Linked DNA regions of Homo sapiens: region 1 is linked to region 2. Evidence: chromatin loops called from intact Hi-C (ENCODE). Cell type or tissue: B cell. All regions are shown on one strand. Each heading gives the region's core, and the rest is flanking DNA. Links, peaks and the distances in the headings are about the cores only.

The links. Peaks named below come from ENCODE experiments on the same cell type or tissue, not always from the same donor. Only the 100,000 strongest peaks of a DNase experiment are listed, where the experiment ranks them.
Region 1: a loop joins it to region 2, with 10 times the contacts of the local background. A loop is called at or near these places in 6 of 110 quality-filtered maps.

The regions. Positions count from the first base shown.
Region 1 is chr6:33,123,677-33,129,056 of GRCh38, reverse strand. It overlaps the pseudogene HLA-DPB2. Among named protein-coding and RNA genes, the nearest start is that of HCG24, 17 kb to the left of the region's middle. In B cell, for the core only: CTCF peaks have their summits at 2,554, 2,759 (motif pointing right) and 5,123 (motif pointing left); DNase peaks (open chromatin) are centred at 2,766 and 5,156.
Region 2 is chr6:33,012,538-33,017,917 of GRCh38, reverse strand. No RefSeq gene overlaps it. Among named protein-coding and RNA genes, the nearest start is that of HLA-DOA, 5.6 kb to the right of the region's middle. In B cell, for the core only: CTCF peaks have their summits at 2,785 and 2,986 (motif pointing left); a DNase peak (open chromatin) is centred at 2,957; H3K4me3 peaks cover 1,416 bases; H3K27ac peaks cover 2,659 bases.

The DNA.
Region 1 (5,380 bases), core at 301-5,300, 110 kb before region 2:
AAAGGAAGAAAGAGAATGTATTCAGCTACTGAAACCACCTCAGACAATTAGAGAAACGTTTCCATCATACTTCCATTGTCCATCACTCAATGGACGCTCTGCAGGAGCCTGAGTAACTGGGACCTCATGCATCTGGCTGCATTAAGATGCCAGGCTGGGATTCCTCTCTCCTTAGAAGCTGTCTTTGTTTCCTGACTATGTGATTTCAGCAAGCTCTCTGGCATTGCTTTTTTGTCTCAGCCCCTCATCATGGAAGAAGGGTGAGCAAGTCAGGAGAAAGGTGGGTATCGGTCACCTCACAGGATTTCTCACCTTTCTTCCTCCTTCTGTGCGTGAAGATGTCCACTCCACAGATGATGAGCCCCAGCATGAAGCCCCTGGCTCCTGTCAGCATCTTGCTCTGCACAGAATCAGACTGTGCCTCTAGGAAGAACAGGCTCAGGTTCAGAGTCACCTCCAGCAGCTGCACCCCTGCTCATGTCCTGTCTGAGATCCTGCAGCCTGATGCAGAATATTGGCACGAGGAGAGCGAGGGGAATACACCTTGCATGACAGGAAACTGAGAAACAGTCACTCTCTCAATTCTAGAACAGAGGGTGTGACCTCAACAACAGACAAATTCAGATTCAATTAGTTGCCTCTCAAAATAACTTAGAATAAGCTAAAAGGCTGAAGGAAGACAACAGTTCCCATGTGTAACGTCAGTTCAGGAAGGTGTCTGCATCCCTAGATTCTTGGACAAGGAGAGGAACTATGAATCCTTAGGACCTCCTAGGCCGGGGGCAGGCAAGTCTCCATTGTCCCCAGGTTAAAACTACACTCAGTGTCTTCTATAGAAGAAAAATGGGGTCGGACATGGTCCCAGGGTATAGACACATAAAACCAGATGAGTGGACCCCAGAGCCAGAGAGTCCCCTGCTCTTCAGAGGTGGAGTCTAGAGGGTCATCAGACCCTCACTCCACTCCACGGTGACAGGACTGTCCAGGCTGGGGTGCTCCACTTGGCAGGTGTAGATGTTTCCCTGCTGGGGGGTCATTTCCAGCATCTCCAGGATCTGGAAGGTCCAGTCTCCATTACGGATCAGGTTGGTGGACACGACCCCAGCTGTTTCCTCCTGTCCATTCAGGAAGCATCGGACTTGAATGCTGTCTGGGTAGAAATCTGTCACGTGGTAGACAAGCAGGTCGTGGTGCTGCTGGGGCTCCTTCTTGGAGGGGAGATGTTCACCCTAGGCTGGACTAGGAGTGGCGAAGTGGAAAAGTGGAATAGCATTTGAGATTATTATTTCTTAGACATGCTCATTATGGAATTGATTTCTAGATGTTGAAAATAGGAATGATGGCCAGGCGCAGTGGCTTACACCTGTAATCCCAGCACTTTGGGAGGCTGAGGCAGGTGGTTCGAGACCAGCCTGACTAACATGGAGAAACCCTGTCTCTACTAAAAATACAAAATTAGCTGGGTGTGGTGGTGCATGCCTGTAATCCCAGCTACTCAGGAGGCTGAGGCAGGAGAATCGCTTGAACCCCGGAGGCAGAGGTTGCATGAGCTAAGATCCCACCATTGCACTCCAGCCTGGACAACAAGAGTGAAACTCCATCTCAAAAAAAAAAAAAAAAAAAAAAAAAAAAGTAGGAATGATGTGATTAGGTCAGCAGATAAGGGGAGTATTGAAACTATAGAAATAGTATTGAGAAGAATAGGAGGCACACAAACTTACCAGTTTGTAGCACATTTAAAAGAAATCTTATCTATCAGCCACTGATTAACAGCCTTTGGACAAAGAATATTTAATCAGCAGCGACACTACCTTATCTTTTGAGTGCTCTATCCTGATGCAAAAGATGAAAAATTTGCTCAAATGATTTCTTGAAATTAATATATATATAAACAACATTCTCATGGTCTATTAATCCAATAACTATATTTCATAAATATATCAAGAAAATAAAGTGAGCTTGACGTGACTTATTCTGCAAGTAACCTATGGATTTTTTGGCCTCGCCTACAAACACTCAAAATCGTCCTATTTACATAATATCCTGAGCCCCTACATGCTTAAATAGTAGAAATCCCATCCTTTTCCCTAAGTTCCTCCTCTGCACTGTGTTGTCACATCCATTGAGGTTCTCAGATAACCAGGTGTTGGCTGTGCCTTGGCACCTCTCTATTTTTGCCCCCTCTTTTTCTGCCGCTTACAGATCAATTTCCACGCTACCACCTGCAGCTTTTCCTTTGGACCTCAGCCACTAGTACCCTTTTCCTCCACAGAAGGCAGAAAAGGGCCAACTGCCCCTAGAGAACAGCTCAATTACAGGAATGTTCCAAATCAGAGCTTCTAGGTCCTTATTTACTCTGTTCTTGAGAACACAAATACACTGACATGGGCCTGGGCCAGGTAAATGAACAGTCTTTAACTAACCCCCAACCCTTACTCCCTATGGCATTTTTGCCTTGTGTCCAGGATTATTCACATTCACAGCCTCTTCCCTCGATGTGATTTTATTTCAGAGGCACTTGGCTCTCGTTCTACTTCAACCACCTCCATAAACTCAACATCCATCAGACTGGTCAGCCCATGTCTGAATCCCAACTGTAGATTAAGTGGAACTTCTTCCCCATAGGTGTCCTGGGAAGCATGAAAGTCATGGGATATATGGTTGTCTGTTTTAAGGTCCCAGAACATTCCATGAGAAGCACTTTGCTCCATCTTCTTTGACGGGAGCTGGTCAGCCTGGAGCACATCAGAGACCTCCAGGGGGCGCTGCAGCTAAGGCTTGATACCCAGTGGCCTCATTTCTGACCCAGTTCAAATATATTTCACCAAGGCAAGGATTCCTGTTTGTTCTAGTTGCCTTTGCTCAGTTAATTCTAGATTTGGGTGGGCATCCACACTGGAATGGCCAGAACTTCTATCCTCCTCTTTCCTCCGTCTCCCCTACCCCTGTGTTTTTCTTTATTCTAATTCATGCCCTTATTATGATTTCCCTGGACAATAATAGCAGTTTCTTATCTCATCTCCCTGCCTCTGGTTCCTGCTCTCTCCAACTGACTTCACAGTCTTCTGAAAACAGATTTCCAGCCTTGTCATTTTTTTTTTTTTTTTTTTTTTTTTTTTTTGAGACGGAGTCTCGCTCTGTCGCCCAGGCCGGACTGCGGACTGCAGTGGCGCAATCTCGGCTCACTGCAAGCTCCGCCTCCCGGGCTCACGCCATTCTCCTGCCTCAGCCTCCCGAGTAGCTGGGACTACAGGCGCCCGCCACCGCGCCCGGCTAATTTTTTGTATTTTTAGTAGAGACGGGGTTTCACCTTGTTAGCCAGGATGGTCTCGATCTCCTGACCTCATGATCCACCCGCCTCGGCCTCCCAAAGTGCTGGGATTACAGGCGTGAGCCACCGCGCCCGGCCTCCAGCCTTGTCATTTTAAGATTTCTGAAGATTTTCAAAAATCTTCAGTGTTCTGACACTTATCTGGTTACATGGGAATCACTTGGGAGCTGATTAAAAACACAGATCTCCAGACCTCCCCACCTAGGGAATCTGAATCTCTAGGCAGTGAGTCTGGGGGAATCTTTGCTTCACAGAGGATCTCAAGGAGAGTCTTCTGAGCAGTGAGGTTGGGGACCTGCTGGCCTAGAGGAGAAATCCACACTCCTTAGTCTGGCATCAGGGGGTCTCTGCAATCTGGCAGCTGATTACCATGAAAGAAAATGCTGCCATGTCGCTGATTTGGGCCTCTATGAAGTCTTAGTGACAGATTTTGCAAATTGTATTACTTTTATTTGGACACCTCTCTCAACCAATTACGCCAGCAACTTTCCTAAACCCATGTCACTCTCCTCATCCTTACTCAATGTGTGCATCTTCTCCCTCTTATCAGATGACCTTCCTTTCACTTTCCCAGGAACAGAGGGATCAATGGTGTGACCTCCTGAGCCTCCTCCTCCTCCCCCTTCATTCTTTCCTCTTTCTCTAGGACAAAGGTCCTTGTTTAGTGAGAGGCTCACTGGTGCTTTTTGGTCTCCTTCACGGGATTTCTCTCTTGGCCAAATTAATACACGAGTTATTAAGAGATTATTTTTAGGCAGCTAAAAAGGGTAAAAGTTCTGGGTGGAATTTTCCTTTAATAAAAAGCAGCCCCAAGCCATTTTTTCTCTAACAGAAAGCAGCCTGAAAACTCAGGCATAGATATGCAAACTAGAAGCTTTTATGTAAATGCTGGCAGCTGTTCCTGGAAGTCAGGTAATTCAATATGGCTATTCTCACCCTCTTTCCCTTCTACGTTTACAGGTGTCAAGGCAGCCTCCAGGTTAAAGCACGTGTACAGGTATCATGGCCGCCACCAGGTGGAGGCCGCATTTGTATAATAAAATACTAGGGTGGGAAGGCCAGTCTTTTTGCAGGTTATGTAAATGACACACCTGGTCAAACCAATCCCCTGAGCCCTATGTAAATCAATCACTGCCTCCTCAAGCCTCTGTACAAAACCAATTGCTTTCCACCAGAAACAGGAGACCCTCTCTTGGGTGACCTGCCTTATCAGCATTAGGAAGCTTTTCCTCTCACTCCTCTTTTCTATTAAACTTTCCGCTCCTAAACCCACTCCTTGTGTGTGTCCGTGCTGTGAATTCTTTTCGGCTATGGTAAAGAACCAGGGTATATACCCTAGACAGTGGAGCTGTTTCATTTTGGGAGCTCATCCGGGATCCAAATCAGAATGGAAGATAGAAACATCGGAGTGGTGAGTATAGAGCAAACGTCAAATCTGTTCTTTAATCTCAAGAATCTCTTCATACCAGTTTCCTTTCATGGAGAACTTCACCATCGCATGAGGCTGGGAAAGTCTTGGGGCAACTGAAAATTTCTGGCCAGGGCACACCCTGGTGTTATTCAAAGGCTTCTGGACTGAACGCAGCCTCCGACAGCCTGTCCAGGTGTTGGTAATGGATCTCCAGCTAACCCGTTGCAAAATTTTCCTTTCCTTTGTATCCGTGGTCACTATGTCTCCTGTCCTCTCTCTCTGTGTGTGCAATTTGCGGGAAGTTTTACAGTTCAGGGAAACACTCCTGTTAGGGAAGATCGGCAAATGCCACAGGCAGTAACTGTTACTCTCTATCCTCTCTGGCGAGCACATGGTAGTGCTAAGCCAACAGCACCACCTAGTGGAAATAAAAATCCTCTTCATCAGGCACCTTGTCGGTTTTTTACCGTAACACTGCCGCTTCCAAATTCTTTCGTGCCGCTAGAAAAGCCTCTTCTGTGAACGAGAAAGCACTGTCTTCAACAGTTTGGAGTAAAATGTCCTCTGTAGTGAAATTTTAGTTCTGATACTGTCTCATCAGCAGGAAAAACAGCCATTAGGTTCCTACGTTCATTTCC
Region 2 (5,380 bases), core at 254-5,253:
ACAAGCTCCCAGTGGAGGCAGGAGTGAAGGTCTCGAGCGCATAACTGGAGGTCAGGGTTAGCCTGGAGCAGGAAGAGCCCCAGCCTCTGAGACTTCAGGAAGAAGAAGAAAGAGAAACCAGGGTCTCCAAATGGTCAGAATGTCGCTGATGAAGGGTGTGCCTGACCAATTTTCTTGATGAAGTAAGAGCCAAGGAATTCCTGCTGCTATGTAGAACTGAATGTGGAGTGAGAGGAGAGTGAGAAGGTTTGGAACTTTCACAAGGAGACTCGGGTAATTAATTAATTGATCAGTCAATCAATTAAATGGTTTGCTGCCTCTTTTCTCTTTCTATCAATTCAAGTCAATCCTGCTTTCACCGGGCTCCAAGGCAAAAACTGTGCCTGCTTGCCATTAATCATAGATAAGGCACAACCCTATTACTTAGCAGGACATCTGCGGCTTTCACAATTTGACACCAGCCTGTTTCCTAAGCCTCGTCTCCTCCGGCTCCTCGTTTACTTGGCCATGCAGCAGTCCCCTGCCCACCATATACTTTGAGGCCTCTGTGCCTTTGCCCAGGCCATCTTCTCTCCTTGCAAGGCTCTCATCCTCTTCTCCGCATCAGTAGACTTGTATTTATCCTCCAAGGCACAGTTCAAACGTCATCTTCTCTCTAGCTTCTCCTACCTAGGGCAGAATTAAGAATTCCCTTTTGTGTATTACACAACAATTTATTTATTGTTGTTATAGCAAACATGGGAAATTGCTATTTCAAATACATAGTGTCAGAAGCTGCTTTCATATTCTGGAGATGTAATTAATCTCAAGGAGGAAATTGACTTTTGATTTAGAAAAACACGTTAATGCGCCATTTCATTATAAATGAAATACCCAAAGCTTGTATAGACAGAAGTTACATGTTTCTGTGAAGCATATGGAGATATATGTTATTATAAAAACATTAATTTACTAGAGGTCTTAATGTTTTCCTTTTGCACTTCTTTAGATGTGACCTTATGCCTATTCACCCAGGGGAAAATTTGGATTTTTATCACAGAAGACCAAAAGCAAACAATATTCCAAAACAGAATATTGACAGCTATATCAAAGTCATAGTCTTAAAAATTAGACATTGGTAAGAGAAAAGGGAGTTTCTAAATTTACAAAAGTCTAGGTCCTTAGAGCTCTCTGCTGGGGATTCATTCTAGACTGAGATCACCTCTTTTGGGAGGTGGGCACTCACTGGCCACTTCTGTGTTCCTGAGATCTTAGAAACACCAGAACCCTCTCCTCTCAACCCTCTGCTACCTCCACATGGCACTAGAGCCCACAGGATCTACCTTGGATCTACAGCTTGGATCTACCCACACACATTCTAGAGTCTCACGGGATCTTCTAGGGATATCCCTGGTCTGATAAAGAGACACTGCCTGTGGATATTTTCCTTTGCTATCCCAATTGCACTCTCTGTTTTTGTGAGGACACTTGGGAAGATGAAAAACACTCTGTCACCATTGTCATCTTCTCCCTGTATCACCAACATCTGACAAATCGAATATTACTTATAAGCTACTATGAAAACAAAAGGAAAGGCAAATTAACCAACATTTTCAGAAGTCTTCAAAAGTTGTAAAAACCATTAAATTCAATATAAAAGGACAAAACTTTAAAGTCAAGTTTTTGGCAAATTGATAAAATTGGGGAATTGATGATTTGATGTATTAATTTCTGATTAGTTGATGGGTTGATTTTAGTGAGTTGACGTGCAGTAAATTGGTGTTCAGGATGGTCATGGAGAGGCTTGAACTGGCCTGGAGCCAGGGGCCACAGCCCAGAACACACGGGCCCAGGATCAGGCTGCAGCCTCGCCAAACTGGAAGGATGTGAGTAGTAGCAGAGCCACGCTGGGGCCACCAGCAGGCAAGGTGGCTGAGCCCCACTGCCTTCGTCAGGGATAATCGATCGCAGATTAGACCAGCCACGGAAATGTTGGCGAGCGATGGGGACAGGCCAAGGAACTGGGGGCAGAGAACCATCAGAAAAGAGAAAAAATGCCACCTAGACCCAGCTTCCCACAGCCAGCACGCTCTGTAAGTTCATCCTCTGCCCCAGGATGTCATTCCCAAAAGGGGGAGGGAGAGGGGGAAGAGAAGAAACCGTGAAAGATTGTGCCTTTCCCAGAAGACATTTGAAGTTTTTCAAAAATACCTCTTTTAAACAGGAAGGGCTGTATCTATGCCTTTCGATGGCCAATTTTGGGGTTTTCCTACCATCATTTGGAATTGTTGCTCCAGAGTGTAATGAGACCAGTTATATATTTTTAAAGTTACTTTTTTTGATGTATAAATTTCAAACTATCTGCAGATATAAAGGAAGAGTGATTTTAGCTTAGAATTTCCCAGGAGACAGAGGTTGGAACTCTGGCATTTAGAGAAGTCAGGAGACGGGAGGGGAAAGTTCTAAGGGAAGTGAGCAGTTCCCAGCCAAAGGGCAGAAGTCCAGAGTTTGAAAAGTGATGGCCAGCAAGAAATCTGCTGTGCTGGGGAGCTGCCCCCAAATGACCACAACAGTCTGCCCAGGGCAGGAGGCTGGTGCAGGAGATGCCATCAACTCCATACGTAAGCACACATTTGCATCACTTCTCTGTCCAGGAATTATCAGACATTCTGGTGACAGCAGTGAGCCATTTGAATTCCTGCAATTAGACAGGCACTTGAAACTGCTTAATTACTAGGGAAAGGATTGCCCCAGAAAGTTGCAGGCCACATGAACATTTATATTGCACATTAATAGACCTTCTCCTTTTTCCACCACGTATTTAGTTCTGTGTACAGACTTCCAAGACAGCCATTCTTGTTGGCAGGAACCATAATTGTGGTCCCAAAGCCTAGCACGGCACTTAAAGCAAAATAGATTAAAACAGAGCGATGCACCAGCAAACAGTCAGATCTAAGGTCCAGAATGGAAAAATTCAATGGTAAGGTCGCCCTCTGGTGGAATATCTAGGTAGTAACAGGAAAGGACTTGAAGACTCTGGCAAGCTGGCTACTTAAATGTAAAAATCTCAGAAAAGGAGCCAGTGGCCAACTGGTAGCCAACCAAGAGCACCCAGAGCAGCGCTGTCCAGTAGAAATATAATGGGAGCCTCTTAATTCAATTTCAAATTTTCTAGTAGCTACATTTAAAAAGCAATAAGAAACAGGTGAGATTAATCTAATACATATTTTAAACCGCAAATATACAAAAAATTGCAAACTGAACATTAATTAATATAGAAATTACTGAGATTATGTATATACATTTAATTAAGTCTTCAAATCCCAGGGCATTTTATACTTAGAGTTTTTTTTGGCTTAATAGCTACAGGTGGCTTGTGGCTACTGCACAGGACAGCACAGTCCTTGAGGAAGGGGATCATGTCCTGCTCTTCTGTGCTCCCAGAGCAGCACACAGTGCCTAAGTCACATCAGGTGTCCTATAAACATGTATTTAATGAAGAATATCCCCCAACACCTACCTGAACTTGTCATGCTCCAAAGAACATGACAGATACAACTTTACCTCAAAGTCAGCATTTTAGACAATTTAGAACAACTGGATTTGTGTCATTTTTAAAGGACACTTTAGTAAGTTTTTGTCGAATCTGTGTTTGCCTCATTATTAGACTCTAGTCCCAATAACAGTACCTCTCCCTAGAGTCAGGGTTATCCACTTTATTCACTTTTATTTGTTATCATTGACTTATTTATTTAATAACGTGCTAGCGTTTAGGGGGAAAAGGAAGATTGTGTAACAAAGATTCAATCATCCATGATCCCTTCTTACAGGCCCTTTCCATCTAGGAGGGAATGTGGACCATACATATACATTCCAAGAAAACAAATAATGAGGAAGCCCTGGTGAGACTGAAAGGTGTTCTGAACTGGGTTGCTTGCTGGCTGTGGCTATGAGAAGGTTCCTGGAACCTTCTGCTCTTGCCTCCCCGGTGTTGGCCTTGAGCAATCACTGCCTGCTCCCTGCTGCAAAAAACGATGGCAAGATCCTGATTGCCTGTCCAGCTGTTGAGGGGTGGGTGAGAAAATCCAAGCTGAAATCCTGCTGGAGTGGGAGGAGCTGGGGACTGCCCTAGTCATTGCCTCCTCTGCCACCCCAGCTATCAGTGCTCCCTACGCCTCCTAGTGCTCCCACCCTGAAGTCCTGACCTGAAGTGACACCCAAAGGGTAGTGACTATGGTTTTGCGCTGGCCTAGGACTCCAGCTGGCCCTCCTTTCTCTTTACACACATGACACCAACACAGATGGCCACTAGTGGGTCAAAATAATACCTTTAGGGAGTGCCGACACCTCAAAAGAAAAACAGCAAACAGGACCATCTATGTCCTTGAAAGAAGTGGTAGAAAATATAGACCAGCCGCTTAAAATGAGCATTAAAAGTGCACTTTAAAAGTCAGAAGCTATTATAATATGAAAAAATAGAGAATATAGGGAAAACACCTAGAAGTTCTAGGTGTAAAAAATATATATAATAGTCAAAGTAAAAGCCACATTAATGGGATAAATAGTGGGAGAGATGCAACTGAAAAACAAAACAGAAAGATGGAGGACTACACTGAGGAGCTAGTTCAGAACAAAAGAGGGAAGAATTGAGAAGTCATCAATAGAAAAGTCAGGGGAAAAGGAGGAGAGAATTATCCAAATATAGATTATATGAGTTTCACAAAGACAAAAAATAGAGGAGAAAAATAGTTAAAGAAATAAAAAGATGAATTCCCAGAATTAAAAGATAGAGAAGATCCATAATGTCTTACAGAGAGAAGGAAAAACCCACTCTAGACACACTAGCAAAATTTAAAAATATCAAAGACAATGAGAAAATTCTAGAAGATTCCAGCATGAAAGACTGACATGGGATTTTCTAACTGTGACATTGGATGCAAAAAAAAAAATTTGGAATGATGTTATTTAGAATATTAAAGGGGAAAATACTTCAAATAGTATGTAATACACAGCTAAACTTTATTCAAAAGTGCTGGTATAATTTTAAAAAATTATCAAGCATACAAGACTTTAGAAGGTTTGCTATGCAAATTCCCACATCTGAAAGTTTTTGGAAGAAGAATTCTAATCAGAGAACGCATTCTAGAAGGTGCCAAAAGATATGAAAAGTAATGTTGACCAAATAATTTGGTGAAGGAGAAAATATGTGAATAAATTTGAAAGCATGCTAAAGTTCTTATCCAGTCAGAGGGAAGATGGAGAAGGTATCGGTAACACTTAAAAAAAAAAAAAGGCAATGAAGATTAAAAAAGAAAACTTGGCCGGGTGTGATGGCTCACGCCTGTAATCCTAGCAGTTTGTGAGGCCGAGCCAGGCAGATTGCCTGAGCTCAGGAGGATAA